Linked DNA regions of Homo sapiens: region 2 is linked to region 1. A link is a loop called in an ENCODE intact Hi-C map of the cell type or tissue named here. Cell type or tissue: tibial artery. All regions are shown on one strand. Each heading gives the region's core, and the rest is flanking DNA. Links, peaks and the distances in the headings are about the cores only.

The links. Hi-C counts contacts between places; a loop is a spot of excess contacts. Peaks named below come from ENCODE experiments on the same cell type or tissue, not always from the same donor. Only the 100,000 strongest peaks of a DNase experiment are listed, where the experiment ranks them.
Region 2: a loop joins it to region 1, with 10 times the contacts of the local background. A loop is called at or near these places in 8 of 110 quality-filtered maps.

The regions. Positions count from the first base shown.
Region 1 is chr17:44,628,556-44,644,715 of GRCh38, forward strand. No RefSeq gene overlaps it. Among named protein-coding and RNA genes, the nearest start is that of LINC01180, 14 kb to the right of the region's middle. RefSeq lists a silencer at 1-29 and an enhancer at 140-299. In tibial artery, for the core only: a CTCF peak has its summit at 8,194; no DNase peak of the experiment used is centred there; H3K27me3 peaks cover 237 bases.
Region 2 is chr17:44,576,109-44,592,268 of GRCh38, forward strand. No RefSeq gene overlaps it. Among named protein-coding and RNA genes, the nearest start is that of FZD2, 27 kb to the left of the region's middle. RefSeq lists an enhancer at 11,185-11,750. In tibial artery, for the core only: no CTCF peak of the experiment used is centred there; a DNase peak (open chromatin) is centred at 11,424; H3K27ac peaks cover 3,740 bases.

The DNA of each region.
Region 1 (16,160 bases), core at 4,388-12,387:
GGTCAGGGGAGGCGCAGGGGAAGCCAGCTGTGACAGCCCAAGCCCTAATTAGTCGGCTTCAAAGCCGGCCGGAGAGAGAGCCCGCCTGCTTGTGTGCCCTGCTCACTCAGGCGAGTAAGACATTTCTGTCCCAATCAGAGGAGAGAGAGAAAGAAAAACACGGCCCACCGCCACCCCGAAGAGCCTTTAGACACTGGGCTGGTACCCCGAGTCAGGGAGAAAAACTGAGAACCCAGGAAATCATTCTCTTCTGTTGAAACTGATACGTAAGTGCTAGGAAGGGAAGTGTGTGGTGCCTTTAAATGATACAGAAAGGGGTAACGGAAGTGCTGGGTACAGGAGGGCGTAGTCCTTGGCTAGGGCTCCACCCCCACGGACCTAGGTGAGGACAGGCATTTTTGTTTTCCTGCCCAAATGTTGCGTTTCCCAAGTCCACCCTGTCCTGCCACGCCCCCATCCTGTGCCTATAAAAACCCGAGATCTACCCCCCCCAAGGAAAGCCAAGCCAAGCCGCTGGATGTTGAGGAGGAGCACGTCAGCGGAGGCACACACATTGGCTAGGCGTTGAGAGGAACGCACTGATAGGCACCGGCATGCTGGCAGGCCACTGATCAGGCAGAGCAACACAGAGTTTGGCTGAGGCAGTCAGAGGAGAGCGCGGGCCACCGAGCGGCCTGATTCCTAGGCGACAACCATTTACCTTCTGGCTGTCCCATATTCTGAGAGCGACTTCCACTCAATAAAACCTTGCACTCATACTCCAAGCCCACATGTGATCCGATTCTGGTACACCAAGGGAAGAACCCCGGGATACAGAAAGCCCTCTGTTCTCGGTCTCTGCGCCAAGGAAGAAGTCTAATTGAGCTGGTAAGACAAGCCACTTATCGACAGCAAAGCTGAAAGAGCACCCTGTAACACGCGCCCACTGGGGCGCCAGGAGCTGTAAGCATTCACTCTTAGACACTGCGGTAGGGCCGGAGCCCCACAGCCTGCCTGTCTGTATGTCTCCCCTAGAAGTTTGAGCAGCGGGGCACTGAAGAAGCGAGCCACACCCCTATCGTATGCCCTGCAAGGGGGACAAGGGAACTCTTCCCATTTCACTAGCACTTTGGGAGGCCATGACAGGAGGATCACTTGAGGTTAGGAGTTAGAGGCCAGCCTGGGCAACATGGTGAAACCCCATCGCTACAAAAAATACAGAAAAAATTAGCCGGCCATGGCACACGTCTGTAGTCTCAGCTACTCAGGAGGCTGAGGTGGGAGAACACCTGAGCTCAGGAAGTCCAGGCTGCAGTGAGCAGTGGTCAGGCCAGTGCATTTCATCCTGGGCAATGGAGTGAGACCCTGTCCAAAAAAAATTTTTTAAAAAAGTTGTTTTGGTAGAGACAGGGCTTTCTCCATGTTGCCCAGGCTGGTCTCAAACTCCTGACCTCAAGCCATCCTCCCCTCTCAGCTTCCCAAAGCACTGGGGTTACAGGCATGAGCCACGGTGCCTAGCTAACAGTTTTCTAATCTTGGAGAAGGAGGAAACTGGACATAATTATTTCTAAGCATCCTTCTAGCATTTAGTTTTCTTGCTCATCGTCCCAGTGCTCCATATCCCCACCACTACCCCACTCCCAAACATACTCATATGTAGCACCAGGGGCTGGGTTCCTGCATGCAAGTCATCTAAAAGTGACGCTATTGACTGAATGACTGTGACCTAGGAGGCTGGGCTGATAAGGATCACCTAACAAAAACCAGTTACTGATGTTAGTGCTTACACTAACATCCCCTTGAAGGAAAAGTCTTAAAGCCATTTTATAAATTGTCAACCTATTTGCCCTAATGTGGTCATTTTCATCACTTATTACCCTCCTCAAAGTCTTTATTATGCAGCTAAATTACAATAATGGTTTAATAGTTTTTGGCAAACTGGAACCATGATGTCACAAAAGCCATACAAGTAGGTAGTAAAGATGTTATAAATTCCTCCCCCTTTTTTAAAGCAGATAAGAAAAAAAAATTTTTTTTGAGACAGGGTCTTGTTATGTTGCCCAGGCTGGAGTGCAGTGGTGCGATCTCAGCTCACTGCAACCTCTGCCCCCCAGGCTCAAGCCATCCTCCCACCTCAGCCTCCTGAGTGAGTAGCTGGGACTGCAGGTGCACACCACCACACCCCGTTAATTTTTGTATTTTTTGTAAAGAAGGGGGCTCGCCATGTTGCCTAGGCTGGTCTCAAACTCCTGAGCTCAAGCAATCTGACCACTTCATCCCCACAAAGTGCTGAATTACAAGCGTGAGCCACCACGCCCTACAAGGGCCAAATGTCCAGTGGCAAGGCCATAAGAGCTGCTAAGTGACATTGCTTCATCATGAACTCATGCCCTCTAATTCCACATCCAGGGCCTCTGTCCTCTGAGAACACACATCCAGGACCATACCATCCCAGAGGTGACCTGTCTTTGCAGCTGTGAAGGGGAGCTAGAGCTGGGTGTGCCCAACTGATTAGGATTTGCTGAAACAATCCAACCCTTCTTCCATACTTAAAATCCCATCTGGTCTTCGTCCCATATATTTTCCTTTCCGTTTTAAAATGTGAGTCTCTTCTGAGGGAAAGCCAATCCATGTGTTTCTGATTCATTTAAACTTAATTTCTCCAAATAGCACTCTCTAACATCCCTGAATTTCATACATTTTTAGAAGACAGGAAATAGGAAGAGGCCAAGTATGGGCAGATTGGGAAGAGATGGAGCTCCCAGGCACTCACTGGGATTCTCTTCCTTAGGAAAATAATGTCTCCCATCCTTACAGTGGAGGCTGAGCCTGGATTCAATTCCATATTCTTGCTCCAGCTCTAGCTAAGGTGACAGTTATAACACGTGGGCCAGACAGTATGGGACTCCATCCGGCACACTTTTTTTTTTTTTTTTTTTTTTTTTTGGTGACGGGGTCTCCTCTGTTGCCTAGGCCAGACTGCAGTGGGGCAATCCCAGCTCACTGCAGCCTCGACTTCCCTGGCTCAAGTAACTGGGCTTAAGTGATCCTCCCACCTCAGCCTCTCGAGTAGCTAGGACCACAGATGCATGCCTAACGCCCAGCTAATTTTTTGTTATTTTTTGTAGAGACAGGGTCTCCCTATGTTGCCCAAGCTGGTCTTGAACTCCTGGACTCAAGGGATGCTCCCTACGTGGCCTCTCAAAGTGCTGGGATTACAGGCATGAGCCACCGTGCCAGCCCAACGTGGTTTACTATCTAGAACATAGTAAAGCGAGGAATTAACTTGATCCTTGATAGCTTGGCCAGGGCAGGAAGTAAGGTCACCTGTGAGAGAAGCAATGATTCTGTGGTGCTTCTTGAGTATCTCCATCATATACCTCAGCAGGAGGGCTTGGATGCTCCCTCTAGGCAAACATGACTATGACAATGAAGTAAAAACAAACCTGGATAACATGATGGGTGGGCTTTGATGGAGAAAGTATATGGAGGCAATATAGCATGTTAGAAAGTGCTGTGTAGTCAGACAAAACTGGGTTCAAAGCTTGGCTCTGACAATTAAGCCCAGGGACTTTAGGCAAGTCACTTAACCTCTGTGAATATCATCAGTAAGCTTCCGCTGCATGAGATTGTTATAAGAATTAAATAAAACCATTTGTAGGGTATGACAATTAATAGGCACTTAAATAAATGGCAACCAGTAGTGTCATATTATCTGAAAGTAAGATACAGTGTGTTGAAATTTCTTAATTCAACTCCCACTTAAATCATGCCCCAGACAGTCTCCTGACACGCTGATGAGGGTCTAATATGGAAATTTTGAAAGAAATCAATCAACAATAATTTGATGGGCATGTGATGGTACAAAGCCAGTGCCAGATGCTATGGATGGGTGGGCAGGGGAAAAGAAAAAAAAGTAGAGGGTTTGCAAGATTGTTCAAGGCTAGACACAGTGTCTCACACCTGTAATCCCAGCACTTTGGGAGGCTGAGGCAGAAGGATTGCTTGAGTCCAGGAGTTTGAGACCAGCCTGGGCAACATAGTGAGACCTCATCTCTACTAAAAATAAAAATAAAAAATTAGCTAGGCATGGTGGCATGCACCTGTAGTCCCAGCTGCTTGGGAGGTTAAGGCAGGAGGATTGATTGAGCCCGGGAGGTGGAGGCTGCAGTGAGCCTCGATTGCACCATTGCACTCCAGCCTGGGTGACAGAGAGATACCCTGTCTCAAAAACAAACAAAAAACATTAACAACAACAAAAACAAGGTTGTTCAAGAGACAACAGAAGTCATAGACACTTGAGAAGAATCACAAAGCAATTTAGCAGCAAATTTTCAGAATCCAAATTGAGTCTTGGGCTACTGGGGATGTAGAATCATGCTTGGAGGATGCAGACACCCTGCCGGAGGACGATCTAAATCTGGAAAACCTGTATGATTCTGAACTGGGACTTGATTTTTAAGCTTCCTTAATACCTGGTAAACCTGAAGCTTGGGATTTTATAACAAGTTTATTTTTTATGTGTTAAAAATGTGTGGAGAGGGTGAAATGGGAAAAACTGCCTAATGAATATAGAGTTTTGTTTTGGGGCGATGAAATGTTTTGGAACTAGATGGAGGTGATGGTTACATGACATTGTGAATGTGCTAAATATCACTGAATTGTTCACTTTAAAATGGTTAACTTTATGCTACAATTTCACCTCAATTTAAAAATTCATAGAAATTTAGAAATAGGCCAGGTGTGGTGGCTCACACCTGTAATCCCATCACTTTGGGAGGCTGAGGTGGGCGGATCACATGAGGCCAAGAATTTGAGACCAGCCTGGCCAACATGGCGAAACCCTGTCTCTACTAAAAATATAGAAATTAGTTGGGTGTGGTGGCGCATGCCTGTAGTCCCAGCTACTTTGAAGGCTGAGACAGGAGAATAGCTTGAACCCAGGAGGCACAGGTTGCAGTGAGCTGAGATGGCGCCACTACACTCCTGCCTAGGCGACAGAAAGAGACTTGGTCTCAAAAAAAAAGAAGTAAAAATAAAATTTTAAAAAAGCTATTTGGCTTGGCACAGTGGCTTACGCCTGTAATCCCAGCCCTTTGGGAGGCCAAAGTGGGCAGATCACTTGAGGTCAGGAGTTCGAGACCAGCCTGGCCAACATGGCGAAACACTGTCTCTACCAAAAAATAGAAAAGTTAGCTGGGCGTGGTGACGTGCGTCTGTAATCCCCGTTACTCGGGAGGCTGAGGCAGAAGAATCGCTTGAACCTGGGAGATGGAGGTTGCGGTGAGCCGAAATCACGCCACTGCACTCCAGCTTGGGTGACAGAGTGAGAGCCTGTCTCAAACAAACAAACAATTTTTAAAGGAGTACCCCTACCAGATATTAGAAATTTTTTTAACCTATGCAAATTAAAGCAATATGAGATTGGTACAGAAATAGGAAAGGAAAGAATGGAGTCCAGAGGCAGATTTAAATATATATGGGGATTTTTTTGTTTGTTTCTTTTTATTTTTTTTTTATATGGGGATTTAGTATATGCTAACGAAGACCGTTAAAATCAGCAGGGAGGCCAGGCATGGTAATCCCTGCACTTTGGGAGGCTCGGTCGATTGGATTGCTTGAGCCCAGGAGTTTGAGACAAGCCTGGGCAACGTGGTGAGACCCTGTCTCTACAAAAAAATACAAAAACTAGCCAGGTGTGGTAGCATGTGCTTGTGCTCCTAGCTACTCAGGAGGTTGAAGTGGGAGGATGGCTTGAGTCTGGGAGGTGGAGGCTGCAGTGAGCTGAGATCGCGCCATTGCCACTGTACTCCAGCCTGGGCGACAGAGGAAGACTGTCTCAAAAAAGAAAAAAAGCAAAAAGAAAGAAAATGAAAAGAAAATAAGAATGGATAATTTAGAAAGGAATTCTGAGTGGTCAATAGACATATGAAAATATGTTTAACCTCATTAGTAATCCAGAAAAACGATACAAATAAAACTAACAATGATATTGTTTCTATTGCTTTTTTTTTGAGGCAGAGTCTCACTCCATCACCCAGTCGGAGTGCAATGGCGCCATCTCAGCTCACTGCAGCCTCTGCCTCCTGGGTTCAAACAATTCTCCTGCCTCAGCCTCCTGAGTAGCTGGAATTACAGGCATATGCCACCACACCCAGCTAATTTCTGTATTTTTAGTAAAGCAGGGTTTCGCCACATTGGCCAGGCTGGTCTTGAACTCCTGACTCCAGATGATCTGCCTGCCTCAGCCTCCCAAAGTGCTGGGATCACAGGAGTCAGCCACCACACCTGGCCTATGTTTCTATTGCTTAACAGATTGATAAAGAAACAACCCTCTCTGACCTTCTAGTGAAGGTATAAAATTGTATAACTTTCCTAGAGGGCAATTTTGTCTCATGAATCAACATTTTTTTGTTTGTTTTTTGAGACTGAGTCTAGCTTTGTCGCCCAGGCTGGAGTGCAGTGGCGCGATCTTGGCTCACTGCAACCTCTGCCTCCTGGGTTCCAGCAATTCACCCACCTCAGCCTCCCGAGTAGCTGGGACTACAGGTGCTTGCCACCATGTCCAGCTAATTTTTGAATTTTTAGTAGTGACGGGGTTTCACCATGTTGGCCAGGTTGGTCTCGAACTCTTGACCTCAGGTGATCTGCCCGCCTTGGCCTCCCAAAGTGCTGGGATTACAGACATGAGCCACCACACCCAGCCTCATGTATCAACATTTTAAATGAGTTTACCCTTCAACCCAGAAATCCCACTATTACAACTATTATAACTCTATTATAACTTTATCATTCAGAGTTAATAAGACAAGTAAACAAAAATAATAAGTGAAAGCTAAGGAAAAAACCCTGTGTCCCTCAATAGAGGATTGCTCCATATTCTGTGATATGATGTAGTCATTTTAAAAAAAACACCTGGCCCAGCACGGTGGCTCATGCCTGTAATCCCAGTACTTTGGGAGGCAGAGGCAGGAGGCTAACTTGAGCCCAGGAATTCAAGACCAGCCTGGGCAACATAGTGAGGCCTCATTTCTATGAAAAATTTAAAAATTAGCCAAGTGTGATGGTGCATGCCCATAGTCGCAGTGATTTGGGAGACGGAGGTGGGACAATCACTTGAACCCAGGAGCTTGAGGCTAAAGGAAGCTGCAGTGAGCCATGAGTGCGCCACTGTACTCCATCCTGGGTGACAGAATCTCAAAAAAAAAAAAAAGAAGAAGAAAAGGTAAATAATTAATTTAAAAAACCATATACCTCGATATTTGTACCATGATATATTTATTGTTAGTTAAAAAGGTTGCAGAATCATAGTACATTATACTATGACTCTGTTTTTGTTTTAAAAAAATTAAAATTTAAAAATCCGCCAGGCATGGTGGCTCATGCTTGTAATCCCAGCAGTTTGGGAGGCTGAGGGGGGCGGATCATGAGGTCAGGAGATCGAGACCATCCTGGCCAACATGGTGAAACCCCATCTCTACTAAAAATACAAAAATTAGCAGCGTGTGGTGGTGCATGCCTGTAATCCCAGCTACTCAGGAGGCTGAGGCATGAGAATTGCTTGAACCCAGGAGGCAGAAGTGAGCCGAGATCGTGCCACTGCACTCCAGCCTGGTGACAGAACGAAACTGTGTCTCAAAAATAAAAATAAAAATTAAATAAATAAATAAATATCCAACTATATATTACTTTTGTTTGTATCAAAGGTAAAAAAGGTCTGGAGGAATAATTCCAAACTATTAACTGAATACTTCTGGAAGGGGGTGGGGAAGATGGGGGAAGAAACTTAAATTTTACTTTGTACATTTGTGTACTGTCTTAAAATGTTTTACAGCAAGCATGTATTAATTTTACAATCAAATCAATTAAATCTGAAGATTAATGATAAATTACAGAATATTCAAATAAGGAAAGACTTTAAAAGGATTATAAATATCATATATATGTATATTCTAACTTGGAAAGATTTCCATAAAATACTGTCTGGTGAAAATTGGGTACACATTACAATGTCCTCCTCATCTCTTTTATAACATTTTCCAAAGAAACAATGTAATGACCAAAAGCCCCAAAGGGGCGAAATTTTATAATCACCCTAAATACAATAAAACACACACAAAGATGTGTATGAACATTAAAGGGCATGAACTCACCTACATAAATTTTGATTGTAATTTCACAATAGTCAGGATGGAAACTAAAACTAATCTTTGAGCACCATCTCATGGAGATATTTACCACTACCATGTGGTAGTTAAAATTGTGCCCAGTGTTTCTCTGTGTGTGTGTGACTGAAGGCTTTTCTTTAACAGTATGGTGCAATCTCTAGGAGATTTTTTTCTTTTTCTTTAACCCATTGTGTATTACTTAACCTTTCTACAACCAGCAGTGCTTTCTTTGTAAAATGTAAAAACCATACTTAAGAAAGAAGTGGAAATTAAAGTTAAAAAACTATATATATACAGTTTTTATACGTTCATAATTTTATTTATATATATATAATTTTAGTTTTTCAGTACTGCTCCCAGCATGAGAAATTCCTGAAAATGTTTTCTAATAGTGCACTGGTCAAAGTCATGACCCATGCAACTCCCCCACCAAATGTTTGACATTTTCCTAAAGCCAAATTGAAAGCTCAAACAACAAAAATAATAACCAAGATGGCAGGAGGAGTGTGAGCCTGGGAGTACTGAGTAAACAGAAACAGTCAAACTCTCCAGGCGTGGTTTGATCTTAATAGCTAGTGGGCTGACCTGCAAACCACATCACCACAATCCCCTTAACTCCCTTTGGAGATCATTTAGGAGCTCTAACCAATACAGAATATAGCTTTCCACCAGGCTAATCAGATGGGAGTCCTCCTTTCTTTTAAATTAGAACAGTGCAACAACCACACAAATAACCAGACAAAACTGCATCTAACTATAGCTGGATGGGACTGGATGGACCAGTCCCATCCAGCTACCTGTTTATTTGGAGGTTTTATCTGTACAACACCAAAACAGCTCCATAATTGGTGGAATTCACTCGATTGACAAAAATAAATAGGTATGTCAATAAAATATTAACACAACTCATTAAAAAGTAGAAACTACAGGAGGCTGAGGTGAGAGGATCGCTTGAGCCCAGGAATTCGAGGCTACAATGAGCTATGATCGTGACACTGCACTGCAGCCTGTGTGACAGAGTGGTGAGACCTCATCCCTATAAAAAAAAAGTTCACCTTTTTATTTTGATAGAGAAGGGGTCTCACTATGTAAAAGTGAAACATTTTGATACTGGTGTCTTGGCCTACTCTACATAATACCAAATAACTTACTTTGATTTTCAGTTCAAGAGATCATTATTTTTATTTATTTATTTGTTTTGAGACAGGGTCTCACTTTGTCCCCCAGGCTGAAGTGCAGTAGCACCATCTCAGCTTACTGCAGCCTCGACATCCTGGGCTCAAGCAATGCTCCCGCCTCAGCCTCCCAGTAGCTGGGACTGCAGGCGCGGGCCACCACACCCAGCTAATTGTTGTGTCTTTTGTAGAGATAAGGTTTGGCTATGTTGCCCAGGCTGGTCTCGAACTCCTGGACTCAAGCAGTCCATTCAAGAAGCCTCTCAAAGTGCTGGGATTATAGGCATGAGCCACGGCACCTGGCTAAAACAGAACTTCTCAAAGTCCCCTAGCCAGGAACATCAATATCACCTCAGAAACACAAATTCTGGGGCCCCACCCGAGATCTATTGAATTTGAGACTCTGGGATTTGGGCCAATCTGTTTTCTAACAAATGCTCTAGGGTAATGGTCCCCAACCTTTTTGGCACCAGGGACCAGTTTCCTGGAAGACAGTTTTTCCACAGACAGTGAGCAGGGGATGGTTTCGGGATGATACTGTTCACTCCAGATCATCAGGCATTAGATCTCACAAGGAGTGCCAACCTAGATCCCTCGCGTGCACAGTTCACAATAGGATTCGCACTCCTATGAGATTCCAATGCCACCACTGATCTGACAGGAGGCAGAGCTCAGACAGTAATACTGGCTTGCCTGCTGCTCACCTCCTGCTGGGCAGCCCAGTTCCTAACAGGCCATGGACCTCCACCAGACTGGTCCATGGCCCAGGGGTTGGGGACCCCTGCTCTAGGTAATTCTGATGTAGGCTGAAGTGGGAGATCCACTAATTTAGATAAAATTATTCAACTGATGGTTGAAGCTAGCCATGTTGTTAATGACAAAAAAAAATATGATTGCGGCAGATCAAAACAAGGTGATTGGCACAGAACACAATTTTTAAAATGTGTTTGATTTCCAAAATTTTTATGGGTATAGTCACAAACTTATGTCTTATTTCAAAGGTCCCCAGCATTTGTATGTTGAAGAGCCACTTTTATTGTCCTCAAGTCTTCGAATGTGCTAGGTATAAAACCCTAGTTATATATATAAAGAGAGAGGCTGGGCATGATGGCTCACACCTGTAACCCCAGCACTTTGAGAAGCCAAGGCAAGAGGAGTGCTTGAGCCCAGGAGTTTGAGACCAGTCTGGGCAACATGGCAAGACCCTGTCTCTCCAAAATATACAAAAATTAGTTGGGTGTGGTGGCACACACCTGTGGCCCCAGTTACTTGAGAGGTTTAGGTGGGAGGATGGCTTGGGCCCCAGAGGTTGAGGCTGCAGTGAGCTGAGAATGTGCCTGTACTCCAGCCTGGGTGACAGATTGAGACCCTGTCTCAAAACCTCCCACCTCCAAGAAAAATTATTATATAAAAAAAGAGAAAGAGCAAAGGAGAGTGAGAAAAAGCATTAATATATTTTACATTCTCCTTCCTACCAAAGAAATTGGAGGAAACTCGGGACAATTGTTCCTAAATTTATGGGCAAATGCCTAACTTAGTTAGGGAGTCTGACATATATGATGCCAAAATACCTGCATAAAAAAAGAAAATTATTACAAATAAGATATTTGCTGCTTTTTTTTTTTAAGAGACAGGGTCTCACTGTGTCACCCAGGATGGAGTGCAATGTTGTGATAGAGGTGCACTGCAGCCTCAACCTCCAGGCAAGCTCAAGCAATCCTCCCACCTCAGCCTCCAGAATATCTGGGAATACAGACACACGCCACCATGCCCAGCTAAATTTTTGTAGAGATAGGGTCTCACTATGTTGCCCAGGCTGGTCTTGAACTCCTGGGCTCAAGTGATCCTCTTACCTCAGCCTCCCAAAGTGTTGTGATTATAGGCATGAGCTACCTCACTCTGCCTATATAAGCTTTAAAATGTTGGTATCAAAAACTTACATTTTATCTCTTTAAAAAAAACAATTTTACTATATCCCCCTCTGCCCCTTATTTTACGGATTATTTTCAAAAGATGGCAACATTGTTTTGAGTACTAGGAAATTATCTCAATTATAAATGATTATAATGGTGATTACATGAGTAGATTATGAGAAGATTATGAAGCCTTACTACAGACTGAGAATTAAGCACAAAGTAATCATGACTTTATTAGCATCCCTTTCTCCAGGAGGCAACCCTTGCAGGAAACATGAATTCTAGAACCATCCGTGGCACCACTAGCTGTGTGATTTGGACTTCTCTGAGCCTCAGGATTCTCATCTGTACATTTGAGAGTTGGGACAAATGATTCTCAAGGGCCCATCCAGATCTAAAATTTTGTAATTCTATGTTTCCAATAACTTGAATTTTTCTGGCTGGGCACAGTGGCTGATGCCTATAATCCCAGCACTTTGGGAAGCCGAGGCAGGTGGATCACCTGAGGTTAGGAGTTTGAAACCAGCCTGGCCAACATGGCGAAACCCCATCTCTACTAAAAATACAAAGAAAATTAGCCAGGCATGGTGGCAGGTGCCTGTAGTCCCATCTACTTGGGAGGCTGAGGCAGGAGAATGGCTTAAACCTGGGAGGTGGAGGTTGCAGGAGCCGAGATCGTGCCACTGCACTCCAGCCTGGATGACAGAGCAAGACTCCATCTCAAAAAAGAAAAGAAAAAAAAACTTGAATTTTTATATATTCCAATTTTATAAGAAGGAAAAATTACAAATAAACAAAACTTTCAAGAAACAAGTATGCATATATATAAATATATTTATATTTTTATATTTATATATATTTATATATATACAAAAATATATATAAATATATTATATATATATATATATTTTTTTTTTGGATACAGAATTTCATGCTCTTGCCCAGGCTGGAGTCAAGTGGCATGATCTCAGTTCACTGCAGCCTCCATCCCCTGGGTTCAAGCGATTCTTGTGCCTCAGCCTCCCCAGTAGCTGGGATTATAGACATGTGCCACCACACTCAGCTAATTTTTGTATTTTTAGTAGAACTGAGGTTTCACCATGTTGGCCAGGCTGGTCTTGAACTCCCAACCTCAAGTGATCTGCCCGTCTCGGCCTCCCAAAGTGCTGGGATTACAGGTGTGAACCACTGCATCCAGTCTACAATTATATATTGTTCACTTAGCTCAATCTTATCTGTAGCTGCAGTGCCATACAATGATTATGAGTTCAGAATTCTGTTGTGAGGGCCCTGTAACAGACTGAATAAAAAATTTATTATGGTTATGGTAATTCTATTGTGTATTTTAGAATAAATACCTAAATATTTAGATAATATTTAATTATCTAAATATTTGTTAACCATATATAGTATATAACAACTTCCATTAACCAACACATGGAATTAATTGAAATATCTCATTTCTTGCTCATTCTGAATAAGTGGGAGTTCGATAATCTATCTCTCTTCTGAGGAATTCAACAAGTTTTTATTTTTGGTATTTCATTAGCATTACTCAATCTTCGAATGAGAATAATAGAGATTATTGTCTCTAGGCTATCAATGGGGATGCAGAATCAGAACAATTTGAAGTTGGAAGGAACTTTAAAAGTTGACTAATCAGACCCTTTAATTTACAGATGAGAAGAGTGAGACCAAGCCCAGTGCAGTGGCTCATGCCTGTAATCCCAATACATTGGGAGGCTGAAGCAGGAGGATCCCTTGAGCTCAGGAGTTAAGGCTGCAGTGAGCTATAATCATATCACTGTACTCCAGCCTGGGTGACAGAACAAGAACCCTCTCAAATTAAAAAAAAAAAAAAAAGAAAGAAAGAAAGAAAGAAAAGTGAGACCCGGAGAAGGTAAAGGCCAGAAATATGGAGATCATCTGGATAAGAGTAGGAATAAAATACTAGGCTCCCTGATCCCCCAGCTTACTTTCCAACATTATGAGAAGATTATGAGGCCTTACTACAGACTAAGGATTGAAAACAAAGTAATTGTGATCTTATTGACATCTCTTTCTCAGGAGGCAATCCTTTCAGGAAACATAAATTCTAGAATCAGCTAGAAGCCCTCAATAGATTTCCGTCATGGTGCCCAAAATGTAGGATAAGCTAGATAGAGAAATTCAAGTGTTTTTAGGATTTTCCTATGTTATAGGGTTCTTGCCTTTCCCCACCCCTACGCCTAAATTCAACTCTACTATAAAATCTAAAGGCAATTCTCTAAAGGAAAGAGTTCTTAAATGAAGAGAGATATAAGATCCCTCCCTAACTTTGACAGTTTACATTTTAACCATTAATATTCCATCAATAACCAGGATAACATCATTATAATGGTCAGGGAATTTACTTAGAAACTAATATTAGAAAATTAAACAGTCTTGGCCGGGTGTGGTGGCTCACACCTGTAATCCCGGCACTTTGGGAGGCTGAGATCGGTGGGTCACTTGCGTCCAGGAGTTCAAGACCAGCCTGGGCAACATGGTGAAACCCTGTCTCTACATAAAATATAAAAAATTAGCCAGGTGTGGTGGTGCATACTTGTGGTCCCAACTACTCAGGAGGTTGAGGTGGTGGGAGGATCACTTGAGCCCAGGAGGCAAGGGTTGCAGTGAGCCAAGATCATGCCAGTGCACTGTAGCCTGGGTGACAGAGTGAGACCCTGTCTGAAAGAAAGAAGGAAAGGAAGGAAGGAAGGAAAGAAGGAAGGAAGGAAGGGAGGGAAGGAGGGAAGGAGGGGAAAAGAGGGAGAGAGGAAGGAAGGAAAGAAGGAAGGAAGGGAGTGAGTGAGTGAGTTAAACAGCCCTAAATATAATCAGTAGAGCAAGGAAAAAAGGAATGGACATGTGTGTGTGTGTGTGTGTGTGTGTGTGTGTGTGTGTGTGTGTGTGTGTGCGCGCGCACGCTAAGAGAGGGGAATGACAGAGAACTCCAGACTGGTACTAATCTATTAAGAATAAATGTTATTATTGTGGGTGGAAGAAACAGGTTATGGAGGAAAAGCCAGGAAGAGCACTGTTGCCAAGAACCGTTATCAATTAACATTCTGAAACCATAGCCTTACTCCTCTTCCTTAGGAATCCTATAACATGAGAACATAAAGATTCACTAAGCCAACAAGGCTTTGGTTGCACACTGGGATCAAGAAGCTCACTAAAGGATCCAGATGTCTGCTTCATTGGAGTGGAAAAAAATGTCATAGTGAGTTCCACGAAATATCTGGCAGGAACAGACCATGCAGAAGCCAACTACACTGACTGAGAGTGAGCATAAGCGAGAGCAAGAGCGAGAAAGAGAGGGAGAGAGGAAGAGAGAGAAGATTTAATTCAAGAGGCGTTGCTGGCCGGGCATAGTGGCTCACATCTCTGTAATCCCAGCACTTTGGGAGGCCGAGGCAGGCAGATCACTTGAGGCCAGGAGTTTGAGACCAGCCTGGCCAACATAGTGAAACCCCATCTCTACTAAAAACACAAAAGTTAGCCGGGTATGGCAGTGCATGCCTGTAATCCCAGTTACTCAGGAGGCTGAGGCATGAGAATCGCTTGAACCTGGGAGCCAGAGGTTGCAGTGAGCCAAGATCAGGCAACTGCACTCCAGCCTGGGCAACAGTGTGAGACTCTGTATCCAAAAAAAAAAAAAAAAAGGAGGTATCACTGAGCTGTGAAAAGAAACTGGCCAGCCAAATCATAGGCTCCCCTCTCAGTCTGATGTTGTATCAATCCTGGATTTGCTTGTCCTCTGAGAAGGAAGTCCCTACCTTTGGAGAAAGAAGCTATTGAACATCTCTCTGTTCTCTTTTGCTAGATCCACCAGTTCCTGTGCAGCTCTAGGAAGGCAAGAACATTTTTGGCTGACTTCTTTGTAGTCTAAAGAATGCATAGGTCAGCTCTTGTAACCCCAAAATACCACTGAGATTTGGGCAGTGGCATATCAAGGAGTTGGGCCTAAAAGCTAAGCAAAGATTGAGAACAAAAAAATAGGAGTAAGTTAAAAGCAGGGTCCTCTTCCAGGGAATATATGAAAGCTGATGGTCTAGAACGGGGATCAGCACACATTTGCCATAAAGGGCCAGATAGTAAATATTTTAGACTTTCAAGCTGCACATCCTTATCACAGCTACTCAGTTCTGCTACTGTAAAGCAAAAGCAGTCATAGATGATAAACAAATAAATGAGTGTGCCCGTGTTCCAATAAAACTTTACTTATAAACAATGAAACTTGAATTTCATATAATTTTTACATGTCAGAGGACATCATTCTTTTTAAAAATTATTTTCAACCACTTAAAAAATGAAAACCATTCTTAGCTCATGGGCTGCACAAAAACAGGTGGTAGGCCAGATTTGGCCCACAGGCTGTAGTTTGCAGACCCATGGTCTAGAACAACGCTGTCCAATAGAAATATGAGAGCTGTTGGGTACAGTGGTTCACACCTGTAATCCCAGCATTTTGGGAGGCCAAAGTGAGATGATTCCCTGAGCCCTGGAGTTTAAGACCAGCCTGGGTAACATGGCAAGAGATCATCTCTACAAAAAAAAATTAAAAATCAGCTGGGCATGGTGGTGTGCACCTGTAGTCCTAGCTACTGGGGAGAATGAGGCTGGAAGAGGATTGCTTGAGCTCAGGAGTTCAAGCATGTAGTGAGCTATTACATCCACTATTACACTCCAGCCTGGGTAACAGAGTGAGACTCTGTCTCTTAGAAAAGAAAGCCGGGCACAGTGGCTCATGCCTGTAATCCCAGCACTTTGGGAGGCTGAGGCAGGCAGATCATGAGGTCAGGAGATCGAGACCATCCTGGCTAACATGGTGAAACCCCATCTCTACTAAAAATACAAAAAAATTAGGCGGGCGTGGTGGTGGGCACCTGTAGTCCCAG
Region 2 (16,160 bases), core at 3,534-11,533, 53 kb before region 1:
AACCTCGTGTGGGAGGAGGGAGAGCATCAGGAAGAATAGCTCAGGGATGCTGTGCTTAATACCTAGGTGAAGGGATGATCTGCACAGCAAACCACCATGGCACACGTTTACCTATGTAACAAACCTGCACATCCTGCATACATACCCCTAAACTCAGAAGTTGGAAATTAAAAAAAAAAAAAAAACCTCATGAGAGGGGCCAGGCGCTGTGGCTCACACCTGTAATTCCAGCACTTTGGGAGGCCAAGGCAGGCAGATTGCTTTGAGTTCACGAGACCAGCATGGACAACACAGCAAAACCCCATCTCTACTAAAAATACAAAAAAAATTTAGCCAAGAGTGATGGTGCATGCCTGTAATCCTAGTTACTCAGGAGGCTGAGGTGGGAGGATGGCCTGGAAGGCAGAGGTTGCAGTGAGCTGAGATCACACCACTGCACTTCAGCTTGGGAAACAGAGCCAGACCCTGCCTCAAAAAAAAAAAAAAAAAACCTTATGAGAGGTGATGGATATGCTAATTACCCTGATTTGATGGTTACACAATGTGTATATGTATCAAAACATCACACTGTACCCCATAAATATGTACAATTATTATGTGTCAATTAAAATCAAACTTATTTTTTAAAAAACCTCACGGGCCAGGTGCGGTGGCTCATACCTGTAATCCCAGCACTTTGGGAGGCGGAGCAGGCAGATTGCTTGAGCCCAAGAGTTTGAGACCAGCTTGGGCAACATGGCGAAACCCCACCTCTACTAAAAATACAAAAATTAGCTGGGCCTGGTGGCGCGTGCCTGTAGTCACAGCTACTTGGGAGGCTGAAGTGGGAGGATCACTTAAGCCTGGGAGGCAGAGGTTGCAGTGAGTCATGATTGCGCCACTACACTCTAGCCTGAGCGACAGAAAAAGACTGTCTCAAAACAAAAATAAAAACAAAAACAGGCCAGGCATGGTGGCTCATGCCTGTAATCCCAGCACTTTGGGAAGCTGAGGCAGGCGGATCACGAGGTCAGGAGATCGAGACCATTCTGGCTAATACGGCAAAACCCCGTCTCTACTAAAAATACAAAAAAATTAGCTGGGTGTGGTGGCAGTCACCTGTAATCCCAGCTACTCCAGAGGCTGAGGCAGGGGAATCGCTTGAACCTGGTAGGCGGAGGTTGCAGTGAGCCAAAATCGTGCCATTGTGCCACCGTACCCCAGCCTGGGTGACAGTGAAACTCCATCTAAAAAAAAAAAAACACACACACACACATCCGGGCACGGTGGCTCACACCTGTAATCCCAGCACTTTGGGAGGCCGAGGTGGGTGGATCACCTGAGGTCGGGAGTTCAAGACCAGCCTGACCAAAATGGAGAAACCCCGTCTCTACTAAAAATACAAAATTAGCCAGGGTGGTGGCACATGCCTGTACTCAGGAGGCTGAGGCAGGAGAATCGCTTGAACCCAGGAGGCGGAGGTTGCGGTGAGCCGAGATCGTGCCATTGCACTCCAGCCTGGACAAAAAGAGCGAAACTCCATCTCAAAAAAAACAAAACAAAATCTCATGAATATTGAGTGCTCATACATATTTGGTGTCTCCTGAATATTAGTGCCTTTGGTGTATTTAGTGCTTTGTATGTCTTACGCATGTTTAGGATATTAGGAATCTTTAGTACCTTTTGTGCATTTAGTATAGCATGGCTGTTTAGTACCCAGGTGCCTCATGAATGTTAGGCATCTCTTGGTCCTTTCTATGTTTAACACACAGATGCTCTACTTGCTAACTATTTAACACACCGTTCTGCCTATGTCTAAAAAACATTTTGTTGAAACATCTTAAAATGTTTCACCCATGTTTTCCAAACTACACACTTATCTTTTCTAGCAGGGTTGAGTATTCTCAGGGTAAATTTACATTACAGTCTTCTCTTTGCCACATGAACTAAGCCCCTGATCTACTCCCTCCTGCCTCAAATTGCTTCCTCCTTCAATCTTTTCAATCTCAGAAGTGGCATTTCCTGATCTCAGAGTCAGCGTTGTCTTCAAACACTCTTAACTCTCCTCATACCCAATTCAGCCACATCTCACACTTCTATTCCTAAAATAGACTTTCATGTACTTCTGTCTGTCTCCACTGCCACCCCAGTCCAAGCCACCACCAATCTTCTGAGATAACTGGAATTTGGTTCTCTCTCTGCTCTTGGCCACTTCAATCCTGTTCCACACAACAGCCCAGAATGCTCTTTCCCCAACATCAGTTGGATCCCCTGCTTTAACTGTTCGGTAGTTTCCCATTGTATTTAGGATCAAATCCAAAGTTCTTAATTTTGGTGTATGAGAGTCTGAATGGCAGACTGTGTTACCTCTCTAGCCCCATCTCAGCACCAGATGGAGTTTCACCATGTTGGCCAGGATAGTCTTGATCTCCTAACCTCAGGTGATCCACCCACTTCGGCCTCCCAAAGTGCTGGGATTACAGATGTGAGCCACCGCACCCAGCCTCAGCACCTGTCTTGCTTTAGTAATACTTCACAGGATCTTTAGTTTCTTCCTTATGGCTTTCGCAAATCCAGTTTTGTTTTGTACCCCCCCCCCTTTTTTTTTTTGAGATGGAGTCTCGCTCTGTCGCCCAGGCTGGAGAGCAGTGGTGCCATCTCAGCTCACTGCAAGCACTGCCTGCTGGGTTCAAGTGATTCTTGTGCCTCAGCCTCCCGAGTAGCTGAGATTACAGTCATGCGCTACCACGCCCGGCTAATTTTTGTATTTTTAGTAGAAACGGGGTTTCACCATGTTGGCCAGGCTGGTCTTGAACTCTTGGCCTCAGGTGATCTGGCCACCTCAGCTTCCCAAAGTGCTGGGATTACAGGTGTGAGCCACCGTGCCCAGCCTTGTTTTGCTTTATTTTTAAGAGACAGAGTCTTTCCCGGTCACCCAGGCTGGAGTGTAGTAGTGAGCTCATAGTTCAGTGTAACCTTGAACGCCTCAGCCACCTGAGTAGCTAGGACTACAGGTGCTCGCCACCACACTAGCTATTTATTTATTTTTAGAGATGGGGTCTTGCTGTGTTGCCCAGTCTGGCCTCAAATTCCTGGCCTCAAGGAATTGTCTTGCCTCAGTCTCCCAAACTTTTAGTGAGTTATTTAGCCTCTCTGATTCTCAACATTTCTCACTTATGAAATGGGGATAGAGATAAGTGTCTCACAAGTTGCTGTGAGGATCCAGTAGGAATAGGTCCTGGAAAGCCCCTGGCAGGTAACTGACCAAAGCGTTCAGTAAACCCTTGTTCCTGCTCACTGCTTTCAGGGCCAGCACATTTCCTCTACTCCTCTGCCTGCCCTGCACCTCATTCTTCTCAACCTCAGTAGGTCCCTCAAGGTCATGTCTTCAGGGAGCCCCGGAGCCCCCTTCAGCCCAGCCCCTGATGAATGCCCACGCCTCAAACTCTTTAGCTTCTCATTTCCAGTTTGTGGAATGTACTATGGTAACTGTTTTCTGTTTGTTTAAATCTTTCATGCGTCTGTCCTGTTTCTTTAACTAGATCCCAAACACCTTTGGCAAGAGGCTTCCCATCTCACAGCTTCTCGTATTCCTCCTAGTACCTGGCTCAGTGCCCTACGTAGAGATATTCAACTTAGATGCATCTAATGTGTGTGAGTGCCAACGGGATGCCAGGCACTGTGCTTGGCCTCCATGTTAATTATCACCTAACTTCATTTTTTATGATAATCCTGCCAGGTAAGTATTGCTATGCCTGTTGTGAAAACGGAGCTTCAGCGATTTAGTCATTTGCTTAAGGGCACCCAGTTAACAAACAGTAGCCTTTTAACTCTCTGGTTTATAGCCTGGTACATAGTAGATACTCAATAAATACTTGTTAGTGCTCTTTCCATTATACCATGTTGCCTTTTTGGGGGAATAGTTATTCATAGGGCAGATGAATAATTTTCATCGTGTTCTCAATTCTTACCCACCTCTGCACCCCCCACAAGAGCTTAGCTGAAAATCTCCTATCCTTGATTCTGTACCCTAAAGTTCTTCCAGGGTCCTGCAACCCTAATTCTCATTTCCTGTTATTCTAATTCAGTTTCCTATTAGTGCCACATCTGTTTGCTAAGTTCTCATAGAGCCTGAAGCAGGATACCCATCTGTCTCCCCACAAACCCCGTCCTCTCTTTCTTCCAAAGCTTCTCTTCCTCATGGTCCCCCTTCCTCTGTTCTCCATCTATCCCTGCTTTAATTCAAGTTGTTAATTCAGGTTGTGCCCTGTTGGAGGAATCTCCATAGCATTATCTGCTTCTGCTGCTTATGATGATGATGATGATGATGATGATGATGATGAGAGGGAGTCTTGCTCTGTCGCCCAGGCTGGAATGCAGTGGTGCGATCACAGCTCACTGCATCCTCAAACTCCTGGGCTCAAGCGATCCTCCTGCCTCAGCCTCCCAAGTAGCTGGGACTACAGACAGTCATGTGCCACCAAGCCAGGGTAATTTTTTACTTTTTGTAGAGATGGGGTCTCTCCATGTTGCCTAGGATGGACTCGAACTCCTGAGCTCAATTAAGAAATAACACCCCTACCTGGGAATGCCCTCTAAACTACAGCACTTAAGTCTAGGAGGTGCCTAGAGTTCTTTGGGGTGGGCGTTTGGGCAAGTTATGTCCCCTCTCCTGGCCTGAATTTCCTCACATGTAAAATGGTACTGCTTGTTAACACCTATCAAGTCCCTATGTAAGGTACGTAAGGTACATTAGCATTGCATGTATGATGAAAAGTCAGTCATAGCAGATGCTTACACAGCATCTACTGTGTGCCACACACGATGCCAAGTGCTTTATATATATTTATTCACTTAATCCTCACAACAACCCTATGAAAATGTTATTATTAACCCTATTTCACAGGTGAAAAACAGAGGTCTCCAAATTAAGTAATTCACCCTGGATCACCCCTGACGGCAGTGAAGCTGGGTTTCAAATTCTGGCAGTTCTGGGCTCCAGAGTCCCTGTCTTAACCACTGCCCTATACTTCCTCTTATTACCTCATAAAATGAGGGGGGCTAGTTAAAAATAATCCCCTAGCATTTTTATAGCACTTTTCTAATTCTAAAGCACTGTTCACATTCTGTGCCCTATTTGATCTTCACAACAACCCTAAGGGAAGGCATTATTAGCCCAATTTATGGGGCAAGAACTGAGACTTATTAGAAGGGTCATGTGTCCAAGGGCTCACAGCTGACAAAGACAGATTCAGTACTCAAATCCAGGACCATCCGTTCCCACTGCCCCTTCTGCTATGCCTGGGATCTCAGACGCCAAACAATACTTTCTGTCCTTTCATTTTTCTTTTCCTTTTTTGAGACAGTGTCTCACTCAGTCGCTCAGGCTGGAGTGCAGTGTCGATCATAGCTAACTGCAGCCTCGAACTCCTGGGCTCAAGCAGTCCTTCTGCCTCTATCCTCCAAAGCGCTGGGACTACAGGTGCACACCAGGGCACCCAGCTCATCCTGTCCTTTCCAAGGCTCTTGCAGCTCCAGCATCATACACTGTTTTTTTCTCTCTGCGTTTCTTTAAAGAGGATGCAGTGTTCCCTGAAAGAATCCACCACCCTGGCCAGGCGCGGTGGCTCACGCCTGTAATCCCAGCACTTTGGGAGGCCGAGGTGGGCGGATCACCTGAGGTCAGAAGTTCAAGACCAGCCTGAGCAACATGGAGAAACCCCGTCTCTACTGAAAATACAAAATTAGCCGGGCATGGTGGCTCATATCTGTAATTCCAGCTACTCGGGAGACTGAGGCAGGAGAATCACTTGAACCCAGGTGGCCAAGTTTGCAGTGAGCCGAGATCAAGCCATTGCACTCCAGCTTGGGCAACAAGAGTGAAATTCTGTCTTAAAAAAAAATCCCCCACCCTGTCACCTCCCCCCGAGCCCTGCACAGCGCATGCTCACAAACAGCAGCAGGGGGTGCTGTAGATGAACACACAGGCACTGCCAGGCGGGCACCCTGTTGGAGGAATCTCCATGGCACTTGCTGCTGCTGATTATTATTATTATTATTAGACAGGGTCTCGCTACGTCGCCCAGGCTGGAATGCAGTGGTGCGATCACAGCTCGCTGCATCCTCAAACTCCTCGGCTCAGGTGATCCTCCCACCTCAGCCTCCCAAGTAGCTGAGACTACAGACAGGTATGTGCCACCATGCTGGGCTAATTTTTTACTTTTTGTAGAGGTGGGGTCTCGCCAGGTTGCCCAGGATGGGCTCAAACTCCTGAGCTCAAGCAATCTGCCTGCCTCAGCCTCCCAAAGTGCTGAGATTACAGGTGTGAGCCACTGCAGATGTTTTTTTAGCAAGTACCGCTTGTACGTAGTATAAAATTTAAAAGGTACAAATGAATATGCAATGTACCTGCCTCCCAGCTGTGCAGTTCCCCTTCCTGGAGCAAGCTGAGGAAGTTTTGTAGTGTTTCATTCTAGAGACAGTTTATGCTTATATAAGCAAGTATATATTGTTTTCCACGTCAATGTTAGCATACAAACATGCACATATTATTTTTTATGCCTCACACAAATGATATCGTACTATACACACTATTCTTCCCCTAGCTTTTTCAAAGTAATTTATCTTGCAGATTAATCCATATCATAATTCATAATATTTAATTGAATAGGTTAACTATAATCAATTTTACCAGCCCTCTATTTTCTAATCCTGTACAGTTACAAGCAAAGCTGCAATAAATACATTTCTCCCTAAATCGCTTTGCACGTGTGCATTTCTGCAGGATAGATCCCCAGAAGTGAACCTGCTTACCTGAAATGGCATGCATTTGTAATGTTGATCAATACTGCTAAATCACCTTGCACAGAAGCTACCCATTTACAGCTGCAATCGGGGGGCACACAAGTCTGTTTCCTACACCCTCACCAACTCAGAATTTTATCAAGCTTTCTGATCTTTGCCTATCCTATAGGTAAAAGATGGTTTCTCACTGCAGTTGTTTTTTGTTTGTTTGTTTGTTTGTTTTCTGAGACAGAGTCTTGCTCTGTCGCCCAGGCTGGAGTGCAGTGGCGCGATGTTGGCTCACTGCAAGCTCCGCCTCCCGGGTTCATGCCATTCTCCTGCCTTAGCCTCCTGGTAGCTGGGACTACAGGCACCCACCACCACGCCTGGCTAATTTTTTTGGTATTTTTAGTAGAGACGGGGTTTCACAGTGTTAGCCAGGATGGTCTCGATCTCCTGACCTCATGATCCGCCCGCCTCAGCCTCCCAAAGTGCTGGGATTACAGGCGTGAGCCACTGCACCCAGCCCTCACTGCAGATTTGATTGCATTTCTCTTATAATAAGTGCTTCCTGATTTCTGAGATTCATTAATACAATGCATAAATAATTAGCAGGTACCTCCAGGCACTGTGTTGGGGTAAACTCCTCCATCTGTCCCTGGTCCAACTCACTGTGTCATTTCCTGCCTGCCCTGTACTGTCTTGCCTTGTTGCATCCGTTAGGAAGCCATTTTCATGGCTTGGCCATCCTCAGCAAGTCAAGGAGGGGTGACCTCACTTGACCTCTTGTAGAGGGTTAGGAGTGAGGAGAATGTGTTTTTTTTTGTTTTTTGTTTTTGTCTGTTTGTTCTTGTTTTTACCTTTTCTTTGTTTCTCAATAATAATTTCTGCAACCCAATTAAGCAAAGCTGAGGGATGGGGCACAGGTTTTTTTTGTTTGTTTGTTTGTTTGTTTTTCTAGAGACAGGGTCTCACTCTCTCACCTAGGTTGGAATGCAGTGCCACAATCATAGCTCATGCAACCTCGACCTCCTGGGCTCAAGCCATCCTCCTACCTTGGCCTCCCAAGGTGTTGGGATTATGGGTGTGAGCCACTGCACCTGGCCCAGGCACATTTGTCTTGTGGTCAGAGTTACCCCTGAGTCCAAGGGCTTCCCAGAGTCACTCAGTCCAGTGGGCCACTCAGTGCTTCGGTCTTCTCATCCTAACCCCTCTGTGGTGTCAGGATGGTGGACAAAGAGCAGGTAGCTGGACACTTGGCTGTGTTCAGCGGATGTTGTTTGCTTCATGACTGGCAGGTTGAAACTTCCTCAGATTAGGTGCCAGCTAAACATAAAATGTGTTTGCTAGCAGCGCTTTTAGATTAAAGTAAGACCAAGAAAAAGCTAGGGTTCCTGTTCCCTTCTGTGTGGGAAACCTTTGCAGGTTTCTTTGCAGTGCAGAGCACTTCACCTTGACAGGAGGGAGTCCTGGCCCACCAGGCAGAGTAACTGCTTGCTCACCTGCCTGCTTCATAAACCTGTGATCAACCTGAGGCTCACACCTTATTGAGGCCTCCTCAGAATAAGGGCAGAATCAACACCTGGGAACTTTGAATGACTCTCTTCCCGGTTCCAGTTCCCAAGAACGGCAACCTGAAGGAGCCCACATCTTTCTTTGGCAGCTTAACTAATGTAATGAGACCTGCAGTTCATCCACAGCCTGAAATTTTCCTCCTAAAGCGCGCTTTTAATCCAGTCACTTGTAGAGGTTCCCCGTGGCCTACTAAATGAAGTGCAAATTCCTTAGCTTGGAATTTAAGGGCCTCCGTGATATGGCTCTGGTCTACATTCCCAGTCCCTTTTTCCACTACCTCACGCTCCAGACTGACTCAGTGTTTCCCCGTGTGCCCACGTTCCCACCCTGCGCCTTCGCCCCAGTCGTCCTTTCTCTGCCCAGAACATGTACCCCTGCTCCTCTGCCATGGCGGATGCCCTCCTCTCTCTCTCTTTTCCCAGCCATGCTTTGTTTAGAAAGTAAGAATAATGAGGTTTTTCTTTTTAAGAAAAATATAGGCCGGGCATGGTGGCTCACGCCTATAATCCCAGCACTGTGGGAGGCTGAGGCAGATGGATCACTTTGAGGTCAGGAGTTCAAGACCAGCCTGGCCAACATGGTGAAACCCTGTCTCTACTAAAAATACAAAAATTAGCCGGGCATGGTGGTGGAAGCCTATAATCCCAGCTACTCAGGAGGCTGAGGCAGGAGAATCGCTTGAACCCAGGAGGCGGAGGTTATAGTCAGCCGAGATTTCCCCACTGCACTTCAGCCTGGGAGACAGAGCAAGACTCTGTCTAAAAAATAAAAATTATATATATATATATATATATATATATATATATATATATATAAATTTCCCATATCCTTCAGGGTCTTTCTCAAAGGTAACTGGCCCACAGCTGCCTGCTCATCCCACGTCTCAGGGGATGATCTTTCCTGGCCTGGCTCCCACTCAGGCTTCGTTTCTCCACCTCTCATGTCTCAAGTCCCCTCTATCTTGCATCCTCGTTCCTGCCCCACCCCAGTGAGCGCTGGAGAGCCAAACAGGTGTCTGTCATCTATGCACTGTCTACCGCTGATCAGTATCAGCCAATCGTCTGATCTGAGTCACTCTGAAATTGGAGACTCCTCCCCTGCTGCCACCTCCTCTTTCTGCTTTGAGTATGAGAAATGGGAAGAGTTTGGAACCTGTCACTGCAACCGCTGCTGCCACCCCTTCAAGTCCTTCCCTATGAGGGCTCTCCTTTTAACTCACAGCCTCCCCTCTAAAGTCAGGAGATGAGGTCAGCCCTGAACCCCACCCTATGTCCCATCCCCCAGCCGACACAAACACCACAGAGATCAATGGGGACCTGTGTTCTAGGCTTGGGATGAAACTGTCCCGTTTGCTCTTTTCCTGAGGTAGGTACCATGGTTACGTGTCTGGCCGGAACATTTGTTCACTTTGAGTTCTTGGAATGAATGCGCCAGAAAAGGGAGAAATCAAAAGCCATCTCTTCTGTGGCCCTGGTCTCTTGCGTGTGCAGATAGGCATGGTCACCTCTCTGCTAATGACCTGTGTGGTATTAGGTGGTGATGTATGCACTGGCGAGGCTGGAGGAAGACAACCTGGCCCTTCTCCAGGGCTTGCTTCTGGCACCTTCTGCAGAGCAAAGAGTGGGACCTTGGAGTTAGAATACCTGAGTCCTAGTTCTTACTCCACCATTCGTTCCATAGCAGATGCCCTTGACCAAGGTCCTTAATCCCCCTCAGCCTAAAAATAGAAAATAGTTATATTTTCTTTACCTTCTACATGGGCTTTTCTGAGCATCAAAAGAGAAAATGTATGTGAGAGTGTTGTGCAAATTATTATTATTATTTTTAGACAGAGCCTTGCTCTGTCTCCCAGGCTGGAGTGCAGCAGCACTATCTTGGTTACTGCAACCTCCGCCTCCTGGGTTCAAGCGATTCTCCTGCCTCAGCCTCCGAAGTAGCTGGGGCTACTGGCACGCACCACCCCGCCTGGCTAACTTTTTTGTATTTTTACTAGAGAGGGGGTTTTACCATGTTGGCCAGGCTGGTCTCAAACTCCTGACCTCAGGTGATCCTCCTGCCTCGGCCTCCCAAAGTGCTGGGATTACAGGCATGAGCCACCCTGCCTGGCCACAAATTATATATATATATTTGAGACGAAGTCTCGCTCTGTCGCCAGGCTGGAGTGCAGTGCTGCGATCTCGGCTCACTGCAACCTCCGCCTCCCGGGTTCACGCCATTCTCCTGCCTCGACTTCCCAAGTAGCTGGGACTACAGACGCACACCACCATGCCCAGCTAATTTTTGTATTTTTAGTAGAGACCGCGTTTCATCACGTTGGCCAGGACGATCTTGATCTCTTGACCTCGTGATCTGCTCACCTCGGCCTCCCAAAGTGCTGAGATTACAGGTGTGAGCCACTGTGCCCGGCCTTTAGCCTCTTGTGTTGAATGCCATACCAATCCAGCCTTCTTTGCCACACAGACCTCCTTGGTTCCTTTTCCTTTGGTGTCTTCCTGCCCTGATTCTTTTTTTTTTTTTTTTTTTTTTTTGAGACAGAGTCTCACTCTGTCGCCAGGCTGGAGTGTAGTTGTCCAATCTCGGCTTACTGCAACCTCCACCTCCCTGGTTCAAGCGATTCTCCTGCCTCAGCCTCCTGAGTAGCTGGAACTACAGGCGCCTGCCACCACACCCAGCTAATTTTTGTATTTTTAGTAGAGGTGGGGTTTCACCATGTTAGCCAGGATGGTCTCGATCTCTTGACCTCGTGTTCCGCCCACCTCAGCCTCCCAAAGTGCTGGGATTACAGGCGTGAGCCACTGCACCCAGCCCTGATTCTTAACTCCCTAAGAGTTCTGGGCTTAAAAGTTGCCCCATATTTCCAGCATTTTGCACCTCTGACCCATCGCTTTAGCTGGGTTCCCCATGAGATTGCCTATGCTGAAAAAAATAACTGGATCTGGGGCCGGTGGGGAGTGCACAGAAAGGCACCAGTGTGACCTCCACATTTGTGAGATTGAGGACACCCAATGAGAATCCAGGCTGAGAGAGGCCATGGGCATGACCAGCCAGGGAGCTGCAGCACTTGACAGATAACATTGTTAGACTGTGACTCACTCTCTGCAGTCTGGAAAGCTCAACCTCTCTGCTTGGCCTTCCCAGGAGGGCCACTCAGATCATGCAACCCTCTGAGCTCCAGGTTGGGCAGGCAGAGCGGGGGCCTCTTAATTCCAGAGCTGGACTGTTTCCTCCCCTTCACCCCACATGGAAAATCCCACATGTTAAAAGGTTATGTGTTGGGAGCCTGCAGGGAGAAAAAAACTTGCCCCGTTTGTGCTTTCCAAGAGAGAAGCAGGAGCCATCGGAGCTCCTGACCCTGTCCAGGACCCTGTCCTCTGCTGACCCACGGTGGGGACCCAAACCCAAGCTCTGGGGTTATTTTCTTCCTTTGCTGAAGGCTGTTCCTCGACCTTGAGGCACTCACATCACTCTCTCCTCATTCCCCTCTCCTCCTTCCCTCTCAGGTTTCTCTCCATCATTCTACTGTTTTTATTTTATTTTATTATATATTATTTATTTATTGAGACAGAGTCTCACTCTGTCTGGAGTACAATGGTGCAATCTTGGCTCACTTCAACCTTTGCCTCTCGGGTTCAAGCAGTTCTCCTGCCTCAGCCTCCCAAGTAGCTGGGATTACAGGTATCTGCCATCAAGCCTGGCTGATTTTTTGTATTTTTAGTAGAGACCGGGTTTTGCCAATGTTGGCCAGGCTAGTCACAAACTCCTGACCTCAGGCTAGTCACGAACACCTGCCTCGGCCTCTCAAAGTGCTGAGATTACAGGCGTGAGCCGCCGCGCCCAGACTTTATTTTTATTCATATTTTGAGACACGGTCTTGCCCTATTGCCCAGGCTGGAGTGGAGTGGTGTGAAGACAGCTCACTGTAGCCTTGACCTCCTAGGCTCAAGCGATCTTCCCACCTCAGCCTCTCAAGTAGCTAGAACCACAGGTACACGCCACGATGCCTAGCTAATTATTTTTTCAATTTTGTAGAGATGGGGTCTCGCCATGTTGCCCAGGCTGGTCTTGAACTCCTGGGTTCAAGCAATCCTCCCACCTCGGCCTCCCAAAATACTGGGATTACAGGCATCAGCCACGGCACCCAGCATTCTCCTGTTTCCCATCAACCATATCAGCCCATCAAATCTTTCACAATACAAGAAGGGTGGGTGGGGAGGGGGAAGAGTTTTCCTTTTCCGTCTTACTCCTTTTTCTTCTTTGGATTCCCTATATTTTGGGTGTCGGTAGAAGTCTGAAATGCAAATAAGAATGTCCCACTCTGAAGGCACAGGGAGGGGCTGCTGAATTATTACCCTCTAAATTCTAGCACGTTAGACAGTTCTGGTCTCCTTGCATTCTTGGAGGATGCAAGGACCTGACTGTAATGTGCGGGGGAGACAGTTTGGTCTCTGGGAACCCCCAGTCTGGTGGAGGAACTTAGACTAAAGCAATGGAAGACTGACAGAGCAATATGGTCACAATTGCAAATCCTTCAAAATGCCGGTGCTACAGAGAATAATCAGCATTGTGGCATGACTGTCCAGAAGCAAGTTTTGAACCATTCTGAATAACGGAAGTCCCAGGATCCTTTATTTAAAAAAAAAAAAGTGTAGAGACAGGGTCTTGTTATGTTGTCCAGGCTGGCCTTGAACTGCTGGTCTCAAGCAATTCTTCTGCCTTAGCCTCTCAAGGTGCTGGGATTACAGGCATGAGCCCCTGCACCTGGCCACTCACCCAGGTTTCTTGAAGCAGTATTTTCTCTTCTTTGGGATTAGCCAAGGGCATCTGGAGAAGCAATGAGAACTACCTCCTTTGAGGGGAGAGCGGCCACTTGCACACAGGCTGGGACACCATCTCATAGCTAATAATGACGTTGGTGTGGTCATTTTTCCCAGCTACACAAGCACAAGTCACTTACCACTCACAACCACCCTGTAGGGCGGGTGGCTATGATCACCCCCATTTTCTAAGTGAGGTTCTAAGAAATGAAATCACTGGCAGCTGGCTCACTGATTTGGGGCCAAGCCCAGGTCTTCTGAACGTAAGTCTAGTGGTTATTCTGCTATGCTGCTTGGTCACTTATGAGGCTGGTGTCTAGAGTCATTACTGAGTCTCCAAGTCCCCACTGTCTGCCCCATCCTTGACCCACACAAGTGCCCTGTTCAGTGTTCTGAGGGAAGGCGGAAAGACTCATGCTCAGGACTCAGGCTTCCCAGGCTCCTCATGCTGTTCCTAGGCTTGGTTTGACACCTCTCTTCCCCTATCCTGCCTACCCCTCCCACCCACACCCTCCTAGCCCCAGCTGACTTAGAGGCAGGGAGAGGGAGGCAAGGCCAGAAGGCTTTTGTTTTTCTACGATGGAGAGATGACTGAAATCCCGCCATCTCCCGCAGAAGACAGAGGCAGCTCTGGATTTCCTGTTGCTCTCAACACGGGCCAGATAATTGGAGACAGATTTTGGACTTGGGTTGGGAGGTGAAGTTTGAAATACAGTCGTCAGGCCTCCTGTAAGTTCGTGTGTGTGAGTGCACACTGCTTGGTTGGGGTTTTTTATTAGCTATATGTGTATCTGTGTGTGTGTGCAGATACTTGTATTGGAAATAGTGTATTGTGTCTAGTGTGTGCATGTGTGTTTGTGTGTATTGTATCTAGTGTGTTCATGTGTGTATTGTGTCTAGTGTGTGCATGTGCGTTTGTATGTATTGTGTCTAGTGTGTTCATGTGTGTTTGTGTATTGTGTCTAGTGTGTGCATGTGTGTGTATTGTGTCTAGTGTGTGCATGTGTGTTTGTATGTATTGTGTCTAGTGTGTTCATGTGTGTTTGTGTATTGTGTCTAGTGTGTGCATGTGTTTGTATATGTTGTGTCTAGTGTGTTCATGTGTGTTTGTGTATTGTCTAGTGTGTGCATGTGTGTGTGTACTGTGTCTAGTGTGTTCATGTGTGTTTGTGTATTGTCTAGTGTGTGCATGTGTGTTTGTGTATACCGTGTCTAGTGTGTGCATGTGTGTATGTATTATGTCTAGTGTGTGCATGTGTGTTTGTATTATGTCTAGTGTGTGCATGTGTGTTTGTATGTATTATGTCTAGTGTGTGCATGTGTGTTTGTATGGTGTCTAGTGTGTGCATGTGTGTTTGTATTGTGTCTAGTGTGTTCATGTGTGTTTGTATTGTGTCTAGTGTGCATGTGTGTTTGTGTGTATTGTGTCTAGTGTGTTCATGTGTGTTTGTGTATTGTGTCTAGTGTGTGCATGTGTTTGTGTGTATTGTGTCTAGTGTGTTCACGTGTTTGTATTGTCTAGTGTGTGTGTATTGTGTCTAGTGTGTTCATGTGTGTTTGTGTATTGTCTAGTGTGTGCATGTGTGTGTATTGTGTCTAGTGTGCATGTGTGTGTATTGTGTCTAGTGTGTTCATGTGTGTTTGTATGTATTGTGTCTAGTGTGTGCATGTGTTTGTGTATTGTGTCTAGTGTGTGCATGTGTGTTTGTGTGTATTGTGTCTAGTGTGTGCATGTGTTTGTGTGTATTGTGTCTAGTGTGTTCACATGTGTTTGTATTGTGTCTAGTGTGTGTATTGTGTCTAGTGTTCATGTGTGTTTGTATTGTGTCTAGTGTGTTCATGTGTGTTTGTGTATTGTGTCTAGTGTGTGCATGTGTGTTTGTGTGTATCGTGTCTACTGTGTGCATGTGTTTGTGTGTATTGTGTCTAGTGTGTTCATGTGTGTTTGTGTATTGTGTCTAGTGTGTGCATGTGTGTTTGGTACCTGTGCTCCTTGTACATCTTTAGTGTTTAAGACTCCGCGTGTATGTGTATGTGTGAGAAAGTATGTAAGTGTGTGTCTGGGGCTCTGTGAGTGGCTCCCTTGTTTTGTTTAATTTTTTTTCCTTTGTGAGATTCAGTCTGGCTTGGAGAGTCCCCACCAGTCCTTTCAGGATCTTATTACTCACGACTTGGTGATTAAATGTAATACAATAATTAAGATTTTTTTTTAAAAAGGAAGGAAGGCAGATGGCCTTCGGGGAGATAACATGAGGGGTAGAAAGCAGCCAGAGTGCCTTGAGAGCAGACAGCCAAGGGTGAAGGGGACCTGCAGGGCAGAGGGGCTCTTTTAGGAGGTACAGACAAGGCCCCAGTTTCCCCCCATCTCTCTGATGGAAAAAGGCAACACGCGCTTCCACAACGGTTTAGCTGCCTCTACCCCTGAAGGTTGGGCAGGGGAGGGGCTCCTATTGCCTTCCTGCCTGAATCTCTACCCTGGAAGAAGAATCAAGCCCCTTTCTTCTAAAGGCCTACGTGCACATTCACTAATGCGAATTTTGCTATAAATGACATGCAGACCAGTTAGGAAGTAGTCTTCTCATAACAACAACCACAGCTAGCCATGGTGTACCTGCAGCACATCAGACTCCAGCTGGGTACTTTACATGTGTTTTTGTATCTGTGTGTGTGTGTGTAAAATCACTTATAAGCTTGTTATTACCTTTTTGCAGAGGAAACTGAGGCTTATGATAGATGAGTAAGGACTTTAACCCTTCATGGTGATAGTTCATTTGTTCATCCAACAAATGTGTATTGAATACTTTTTTTTTTTTTTTTTTGAGACAGGGTCTGGCTCTGTTACCCAGGCTGGAGTACAATGATATGATCTTGACTCACTGCAGCCTCCACCTCCCAGGCTCAAACAATTCTCCTACCTCAGCCTCCTGAATAGCTGACACTACATGCGTGCGCCGCTACGCCCGGCTAATTTTTTTTTTTTTTTTTTTTTGTAGAGACGAGGTTTTGCCA